Regions from separate parts of the Homo sapiens genome. Here region 1 is linked to region 2. Evidence: read pairs that join two places in POLR2A ChIA-PET (ENCODE). Cell type or tissue: A673. All regions are shown on one strand.

Region 1 (5,000 bases), 120 kb after region 2:
GCCAGGCTGGTCTCAAACTCCTGGGCTCCAGTGATCCACCCGCCTTGGCCTCCCAAAGTTCTGAGATTACAGGCATGAGCCACCACACCCAACAGATTCTCTGGTCTTTTAAGAAAATTCTTCACTTTGAAATTCCAAAGAAGCTTTGTGTAGCAATAATACAAGTTTTATAAAGAGTAAATAGGTTCATTTGCCACACTGTTACTCTTAAAGTTTGGCCTGTGTGCTATATTTTGCTCTGTTGCCCAGGCTGCAGTGCAGTGGTGTGATTATGGCTCACTGCAGCCTTAACCTCCCAGACCCAAGTGATCCTCTCACCTCAACCTCTAGAGTAGCTGGGACCACAGGCACATGCCACTGTGCCCGGCTAATTTTTAAAAAACAATTTGTAGAGGTAGAGACGAAGACTTGCTATGTTGCTCAGGCTGGTCTCAAACTCCAGAGTTCAAGTGATCCTCCCACCTCAACATCCCAAAGTGCTAGGATTACAGGTGTGAGCCACTATGCCCCACCAATACTCTAATTCTCTTATTAGAGGAATTTATTAAACAATGATGGAGTTGAACTGTTCTCCTCTCCTTCACATAGTTCAGGAAGGGGAGTAAGAACCTAGGGTACAGTGTCCCCCATGGGAAAGCAGTGCTTACCCTCTTGGATGTAGCTTGGGACCACAGTAACAGAAGTATTTACAGTTTGATTTTTGTAACAGGAGAAATCATATTTTCCTCTAAGTTGAGACACATTCTTCCATCTTCCTACCTTACACCCTCCCCCATTCCTGGCAGCTCTGAAACACTTGCTCAAGCCTTGCTTAATATAGCAAAAGCAGCTAATCTGTTGATCATCTGAGGTCAGAACTAACATTCAGAAAGTTCTCCTAAGGGTTTGGGTCTTCATTCCAAGTCAGTCATCCTACCCAGGAGACCACACCTCACCCACCTTCATGCACTCCACACTCCAATCCCACACACCTTGCTCCCCACTCCCCCCCCACACAAACCCTAAACCCTAAGCAGAATGACATTAAGATAATAATTTGTAATTGCAATACACACAGCAGGCATTCAAAAATGGAAGAAGAAAGGAAAAGCTGCAGAAAAATCTTTAAGTACTCCACAAACTGCACAAGCCACAGACGATTGAATAATCAAGCTGACTTTCCTAGGGAAAATAGCATTGCTATTAAAACAAGCTGAGTCATCAAATATTAGCAGTTATAAACAAACTTCTACATCATCCAGTCTAGTGGTCTGCAAACATACCCTATGGACCAAGTCCAACCTGCTGCCTGTTTTTGTAAATTAACTGTCATCAGGCATAACTCACACCCATTTGTTTACCTGCTATCTGTAAACAGAAGTTTCAGCGAATAGTTCCCTCTTTTAAAAGCAGAGTTGAATAGTTCCTGCAGAGTAGTCTCTGCAGGAATGTTTTGGCCCACAAAGCCAAATACATTTATGATGTGGCCCTTTACAGAGAAAGTCTGCTGCACCTATCTAATTCATCAAACCCATTCAAAGGTAAGGAAACTAAGGCCCAAAGTGGTGAACCTCCAACAGGAGGCAAAGTCAGAATAAGAAGCTCAGGTCTCTCAGTAAACAGCCCTTTGTTCCTTCGGTGCCCGGCTCTACAAATTATTTATTGCTTGAGTATGAAGTTAATCTGAACTTCAGTTTCTTCATGTATAAAATGAGATTACAATGCTGATCCTCTTCCCAGCATTAATGACCATTTTTGGAGAATTCTTAGAGTTCGGGGAAAGCTCAGTTCTTTCTGCCAAGCACCAAGTTAATTAATAGATCCTTGTTATAAAGCAGGGAGGCAAAGGTTCAGAAGTCAAAGGGACAGATATCAATCAGAAGCTTTCTGAACAAAGCACCTTTCTTTTCTATTCAAGATAAAATCAAATAATAAATATTCAGATATTGCCTGGACTGGTTCCTTGTCCCTCTGCTAATGAGTTTTCCTTCTTTGAATCTCTCCAAGTGGAACTGGAGACATCGCGTACTTCCACCCTTGCAGGCTCAGACGAAAGAAAAAAGAGCAAGATTTATGACACAACCTACTCCTTTTGTGAGGCAACTTATCCTTGTCTGCTGTTACATTGAAGGAAACTGACAGTGATGATTTGCAGGAGACTTTTGGTTATAACTTCTCCTTTCTTCTGTGGGGCACTCGAGGTAGGATTCCTCTATAATATTAGGAAGTCATAAAAATGCAAAAGTCCTATCAGGCACAGAGCAAGATTTAAAATCTGAAGAATACCATGTGCTTCCATCTCCTGCAGTTGTTTTGAAGTACATAAATCACCTCTTGGGAACGGAGTGCCAACCTTGAGGGGCTATGCCTCACAGACAGCCAACAAGCAAGTCCACCTTTGCCCACATTCGGGGTTATTGCATGGCAAACAGTGAAGGGGCTTCCAGGGTTTTCTGGCACACTGGCCTTAAAGGCTGTTGTAAGGTTCACATGAGATCATTCACAAGGAAGCATTATGCAAATTACAAATTAGAATGCCCTACTTTGGCTTTGATTTTAAATCTCTCAATGTGGCTTAGTTTAATAATAATGATAATAGCTAACCTTTAAGCACTTATTATTTGACAAGCATACAAACAGCTGCATACATTGTCTAATGTAACCGTAATGAATACTCTATGACTTGCACATGATATTATCATTTAAATCAAACAGAGAAAAAAAAATGTAAGACTTAGAGAGGTTACACAACTTGACCAGGCCACACAGCTAGTAAGTGAAATTCTCTCTGTAATCACCAATAAATGCCTTGGAAACTATGGTATAATCTGAAATAATTTAATACAAATCCATTTATAGAATAAAAGGCCTAGGAGCTTTTTTCTTTCATTCTTTCCTCTCGCAAATATGCATTTAGCTTCCTGCCATATTTGAAATCTGTATTTTCTATATCAGTTTCTAAAAAATTCTCTTTTTTAAAGAAACATTTGTTCACATATTATTGACATGGCCTCTCATGTTGGTTTGTCTGTGAAATATCTGTTTAAAGAAAAAGATGAAAAAAACTAGACTGAAATTAAATTTTTTTAAAAGCCTATGAAAAGAAAATACTCTCTGGGTTTAAAATTTCCTGTTACACTTAGTCGTTTTCACATTATGCGGATTTGGAAGATCAAATATCCAATCCCCTGATCTAGTCATGGTGTTGTCAGACAGCACTAAATGGAGAAAATAATTTTTGCCAACTCATGCGTAAATTAAGCAGGTGGCAAATTCTGTTTTGAGGCTGATGAAGTGGTCAGATGTCTGTGCCCTTGGGTTAAGTAAAAAAATACTAAACTAATGTAATTCTGATCTGACTGGTCTCTTGCTTGAACTGTAGAGCAAAGATGTGAACAATAGCAACTCAGTTACAAAGGTCAATCAGAAAACACAAACTAGAAAAACAGGCTCTCTCAATGTGAATCTTTATCATTCACTTTTGTCTTTATGATACCTCCACAGACACCTTTTTTTTTCTGGAGGCAGAGTCTCACTCTGCCACTCAGGCTAGAGTACAGTGGTGCAATCCCAGCTCACTGCAGCCTCAACATCCTGTGCTCGAGCAATCCAGTAATCCTCTCAACTCAGCCCCCAGTATAGCTGAGATTATACCAGGCCCAGCTAATTTTTTTTTTTTTTTTTTTTTGTAGAGACAAGGTCTTAGTATGTTGCCCAGGCTGATCTCAAACTCCTGGGCTAAACCAGTCCTCCTGCCTCAGCCTCCCAAAGTGCTAGGATTATAGGTATAAGCCACTGTGCCTGGCCCATAAGCACTTTTATGATGGAAGAAACTGCCATTTAAAAAAGCCTTCATAATCCAGAGTTGTCTGATCCAGTTCATATTAAATGTTAACAAATATAGCAAACTAATAGCGGTTGGAAATTGTCCATGTAATTAACACTGGCAGTTGGACAATGCTGCAAAGCCACTTTAAGAGCAACATTATTCAGCTCCAGGTGGTAAATCCAAGACCTGAAGTTTTGCATTTCTGTCTACACCTACTGCCACTGACTTTCTGTCAAGTTTTCAGGGCAAAACTTTCCTGCTGCCAAGTGTCCTTGATTAAAAATAGAGAAGACCAAAATGAATAGTACCATGATTTTACTATAACGGCATTTGAAACAGTCTCACATTTATTTTAATGACAAATCAATGATCATGTAACTATCAACATTTTGAAAGCTTTCTTTGCCATCTGCTGGTGTCCTACTGACATGCAATTTCCACCAACATACAAGAGAATTTTTATTTTGTTTTACCTTTTTCTTCCAATTATCAATATTACTGAGAATACTAATTCTAATTCTATAACTTCTAATTAAACTTATGGAAGAAGATAACTAGTCTAAGTTATCTCTAATATATGACAAACTGTCAAAGTTTAATTAGCTTTTATCCCTAGAATATTCTGTGGTTTCAAAAGGGTACATAATATTATTACACTTGACATTGGTTAACCAGTTTCATGCTGTAGAGATGTATGTCTGACAAGAAGTATCAGATCTAATCAAGACGGAAGTTCATCCTGAATTTCTGGATAAGACTGCCATCCTGTCTCTCTTCAAATCCAACCTTAAATGTCTTTTTCACCTAACTTTCTTATTCCATTACATATTTGTCCCATAATGAAATTTTAAAATTTATGAAAATTGGTGAGTCCATCTCATCCACTATGTTGCTTTTGAAAACCTTTCTCTTTTCTAAAATGTTGATTATGGCCAGAGAATCACAATGATACTTTGATGTTTGCTTTTATCATTTTCAAGAAACTTCTTTCAATTGTCTTTTATTTTTATCTTGTTAATTAGAAACAATTATAGATTTATAGGAAATTACAAAGATAGTACATAGAGGTCCCTGTACCCCTCACACAGTTTCCCCAACAGTTACATCTCAACAATATCAAAACCAAGACATTGACATTGTTACAATGTGCATGAATAGTTCTTTCTTTCTTTTTTTTTTTTTTTTTTTTTTG
Region 2 (5,000 bases):
AATTCACAAACCTCATTTCATTCTGGGCTTTAGCCCTTTTGGGGCACTTTGTGTAGGCACTTATCACTTACCTGTGTTCTTTCTTGATTGTGAACCCATCTCTCATGTTTAAAACAGGTTTCTTTCATTGGAATACTTCAAAACCCTCATTGTGCAATTCTTTTGGTTTCTTTCTAGGCTTCCTTTATTCTCGTCTGGATCATTTGGTAGGATGTTGCTATAATTACGTTTGGTGATCCTACCTTCCCCTGAATTGCCTGCCCTTTCATGCTCTTGATCAAACACAGCTCTCCCCCTCATCTTATTCTCCTCTGTCTTCCTCTTCCTCCTTCTTTTATTCCTCCCCTTCATCTTTATTCTCTTCTTCCTCTTCTTCCTAGTCCTCCTCTTTTTCCTGGTGCTCTTACTCTTGCAGATTTGGAGATTTGTTTTCTTGCTGAAAATTAGCCATGATAAAACACCGGCACAGGTGGTTCTTGAGATACGTCTGCAGCCTTCTAGTCTTCAAGAGCATCCCACATTTGGGGTCATCCTTTCTCTTCCCCAACCTCTCCCTATCTGCCTTGTGTAGAATGTGTTATATAAAACTCATTCATATAATTATAAACATATGACAACGTTCTTTTGGCAAATTAATAATTTTATAACATCTCTTTTTTTCAGAAACAGGATTTATTTTCTTAGGCCAATGCTATCCTGATACCAAAACAAGAAAAAGATATTACAAGAAAAGAAATTTACTGACCTAGCTTCCTTATAAAATAGACATGCAAGCCCTTTAACAAATTGAATACATCAATATATTTAAAAGATCATATATCATGAGCAAGCAAATGTTATCTTAGGGATGTAAAGTTAATTTAACATTCACAAATCAATGTAATGCATCATGTTAAAATAAATTTTATTGTGATATTATTTACCCATTTAAAGTAGACAATTTAATGGGTTTAATGTGTTCACAATTGTGCAACCATCACCAAGATCTAAGATAAAAATATTTTCTTCACTCCAATAAGGAATCCTGTACCTGTTAGCAATCACTTCCTGGTCCCCCTACCCCAGGTCCAGGGCAACCACTAGTCTACTTTTCTGTCCCTATAGATTCTGCCTTTTCTGGACATTTCATATAAATAGAATATTGTAATATGTGATCTTTTGAGACTGGCCTCTTTCAATTATCATACTATTTTTAAGATTTATCCATGTTATAGCAGGTATCAATATTTCATTTCTTTTCATTCCAAATAATGTTTTATTGTATGGATATACTACACTTTTAATCCTTTCATCAGTTAGTGGATACAAGGGTTGTTTCCACTTTTTGACTATTGTGAATAATGGTGCTGTGAACATTTGTGTACAAGTGTTTGTGTGGACATTTGCTTTCATTTCTCCTGGTATATGCCTAAAAGCGTGATTGCTGGGTCATATGGTGACACTATACTTAACACTTTGAAACAAACCAATCATTTAATTATAATTTTCCTTATCATTTCTTATTAAATGCACCTGTGCTTTTATTAATTCAGTAGAGGAAAGTTTTAGGGTTTGGTTTTGTATGGTGACGAAGAAAGGAAAGGTGTAAGTCTTTGCTCTACTGAAATTGTATTGTCCTTGTCTATTGATAACCTAAAAGTGATCTTGCTGATGTGGTTGCAGATTGCACTCAGTAAAGCTGGATTTTAGTAAATGCTGCCCACTTAAAACTTATAAAGTGAAATACTTGGAAGAGGACGCTGCAACAGTTCCTTTGCCCCATCCCGAAATGAGACACACACACACACACACACACACACACACACACACACCACACTTTCAATAAGATTTTCTGGGATGTTTCTCTATGGAAGTCAATTTTTTAAAAAATGAAAAGTGTTTGCCAAGAGGTTTCTACAACACGTTTAATTCTTTTGAAGAAAATGAATGAATTGTTGAGAAGTATTACTTAATTTTTCTCTAAAAGAGAATTTGATATCTCAAGGATGGAAATCTATTGTTATTTTACTCCTTAAAATCTCTCTGTTTGTTAGCTGACTGAATGTTCTATCCAATTTGTGCATGTGCACACTTCAACATTGTAAAAGGCATCTGTCTTTCCATCACTAGTCAGACAATCAGGCATGCTTCTTTTAGCAAGCTGCAAGGATCGTTCCCTGATGGGGACTTCCATTTGACAGAATATACGTTACCCCCTATATGGGCTGCAAAGTGATCAATAGCCCAGAATTTACTGAGATAATGAAAGATAGCAATATGATTTTGCTGGGACAGTGAGCATGCCAGACTCTGTAAGTACAACTGCTATGCAAAATTGCACAGGCTGAAAAATCTGCACTAAGTATTCACTTAAGTGTTATTCTTCAGCTATAGGGTTTTATTTCATTAAGTATCTTTATATGAATGAAAATGTAAAGTTGCAAATCTTGAGTTGTGAGCCATGACCAACCACTCTCCCCCCACCCCCAAGTCCTGTGTTTACTGCCTCACTCAACCACTTAGAATCGGCAAATCATAGAGAGAAGCTAAATGCTCTCAGCTGCACTATACCAAATCAAAGCTGAGATGAATAATGAACTTAATTTTCCATAAAGACATTCTGTTTGGCATTCCAGCTAATAAGGTAAGCTAATAGCAATTCTGGGCTATGGAAAGGAAAATAAATCGTTTCTTTGTGCTTGATTTCTGTGCTAATCTATCATCTTTCTTTTAACATACTGGAGTTAATTTCATGTTTCATGATGTCTGTGAACTGGGGATGAACAATTTTATAAAGAGTAGCCCCAACATACCCTTTTCCTCTGATTTGGTTGCTTATGGTACTTGCAGGGCTAAGGGAGAAATCCAGCTTTTTAATAAGAATGAAATGTGTATATTAATATTTTTATCATCTATAGTATGGAGTGAATTTAGTTAAACAGCAGAATATTTAGATGCAGCAAAGACAGGCTAAATTACTTAAGCACTGATTGTTGAATATATTTACTATGATATAGTGTAAATTGATGTTGAATTTGCTCTAAGCTGCAAAGAAAAGCAGAATACGTACATCATGTTGATTTCTGAATCATTTCATTTCTAAGTACATGTTATTCTAGAGAAGGTAGTAATTTTCAATTGCTAAAATTATTCCACAGCTTCAGTTTAGGTGAGTTTTATTTTGTAAAATTGGATTTTTAAAATAACAGCGTGCTGGTAATGTGAATTTTTGTTATTACTTTTTTGATTCACCATGGCGGCAATGATTTTGGTTCATGTGGAAAATGTACTTGTCCACTAAGTTTATGGAATTAGAAACCATCAGCTCTCTCTGAGACTTCTATTGCTACCTTGGTTACTCTATCTCAAAAACAAGAAGTGATGAGGCACTTACTAGGATGGCTTCACTTTTTTGTGATATAGCTTTTTGGTGTTTAATACGGGGATTTTGATTTTCATCAGATGGTAGCAGAAATTCCTGAAACTAGCAAAGGCTTAGCAAGCTGGGGAAGAAATTATCATATTTTTCTTTTCTAGCAAAATGACAAAAATGGAAATTATAACTAAGATTTATGTTTTCAGACATTCGGGCTTGCTGCCATGTCACCTGAAAAATCAGAGACTTTAGGTTCACAAAGTAGGTGACCTCAAAAGATATTTCAGAAGGTCTATTCAAAAACAGCCAAAGCATGTGGGAAATATTGGAGAAATAGAAAATGTTCCTCCTATTCCTACTGTCTCATCTTTGTATTCTGTTTTTATGCACGGGAGACGAGCTGTGGGCACAGGTGTTTTTGTTTCATGGAAGCCTTTAAACACCACAATCAGACTTTTATAGATAAAGAAGAACATTTATTTCATTCCTTGAAATTGTTCACATTTCATATGTCTTTCCTAGAAGTATAAACAGGATGCTGAGAGCTTGAGCACAAGTATTTAGCTACCACATATAACTTACTTCCACCCAAAATATCGTCGATGGTTCACCTAAAATTTTTAGGCATTTCTCTTGAAATGCCTGTAATTTACTAAGTCATCAAGAAGTAGGAATGTGGAATGGAATTTCAGTCTATCACAGTTAATTTTTAACAACAATAAGACAGACATATGTTACCTATTTATACTTAAATGTTTGATTTCATGGCTATTCTGTCTTTGTAAAACTATATTGGAGGCTCAAACGTGGTGCATTGTTTTGGATTTGAAAGGTGTTCATTTTGTTTTCTTCTTTTCTTCCTTTCTCTCTCACCCCTCATCGCTCCAGAGCATGCTGGGCTGCCCCGTGCACTGTTATGCTTATTTAATTCTGCTATTTTTCTCATTTCATGTCTCCCCAATATTACTAATTCAGAACCTATAGATTGATCTATGTTCAATTTAAAGCTGGCAGAAACAAACTAGGAAACAAATTTTTGTAACCACCGCAATGTTGTCTTCTATTTCCTGCCATTTGTACAATAAGAAGATTTTTATACCAGCAGAGCTTTTTATCCGCAATTGCTACATAAAACCAACTTGAGGGTGAAAATGTGCAAGGCTCTTTGGCCAGCATCAGCTTCATGATCTTTTGTCTGTAGTGGTCAACCCATGCATGCTGGGAGATAAGATGCAAAGTTGTTAGCCCTTGAAGGTATTTTTAGCAATGCCAAATGCAAGGCATGTGTTATTTACAAACTCACATATTAGCTCTGTGTTAGTTAATTAATAGAGAATATCTAGAGAAAGAAGCACCCCCACCTTCCCTATATACACACACACATCAAAGGCCACAGAGCAGGTACCAGCTGAGGACAGTGGTGACTGAGGCAGCAGCATCAGTACAGATGGCCCACAGTCATAAGAAGTTCTTGGCACCATTGCAAAAAGGCCTGACAGAAGGCAGCAAACAGATTTGTTCCCAAATACACGTGAAGCTCATCCTTGTGGACAATCAGAATTAACTGGGCGAGGAACAAAGATGAGAGAGAACTAAAGTATCACTGGACTTGGTTATTACTGTTAATATGACCTCATCTATTCTC

Evidence for each region. ChIA-PET counts read pairs that join two places held together with the same protein. Peaks named below come from ENCODE experiments on the same cell type or tissue, not always from the same donor. Only the 100,000 strongest peaks of a DNase experiment are listed, where the experiment ranks them.
Region 1: POLR2A ChIA-PET joins it to region 2 with 8 read pairs; 4 of 35 experiments call an interaction of 5 or more read pairs at or near these places.

Annotation. Positions count from the first base shown.
Region 1 is chr18:3,719,556-3,724,555 of GRCh38, reverse strand. All of the region lies in intron 7 of DLGAP1 (DLG associated protein 1), which reads left to right. Among named protein-coding and RNA genes, the nearest start is that of DLGAP1-AS6, 69 kb to the right of the region's middle. In A673, no CTCF peak of the experiment used is centred here; DNase peaks (open chromatin) are centred at 2,105, 3,185 and 3,555; H3K4me3 peaks cover 2,079 bases; H3K27ac peaks cover 4,491 bases.
Region 2 is chr18:3,842,855-3,847,854 of GRCh38, reverse strand. All of the region lies in intron 4 of DLGAP1 (DLG associated protein 1), which reads left to right. Among named protein-coding and RNA genes, the nearest start is that of DLGAP1-AS3, 33 kb to the left of the region's middle. In A673, no CTCF peak of the experiment used is centred here; a DNase peak (open chromatin) is centred at 2,494; H3K4me3 peaks cover 3,482 bases; H3K27ac peaks cover 4,895 bases.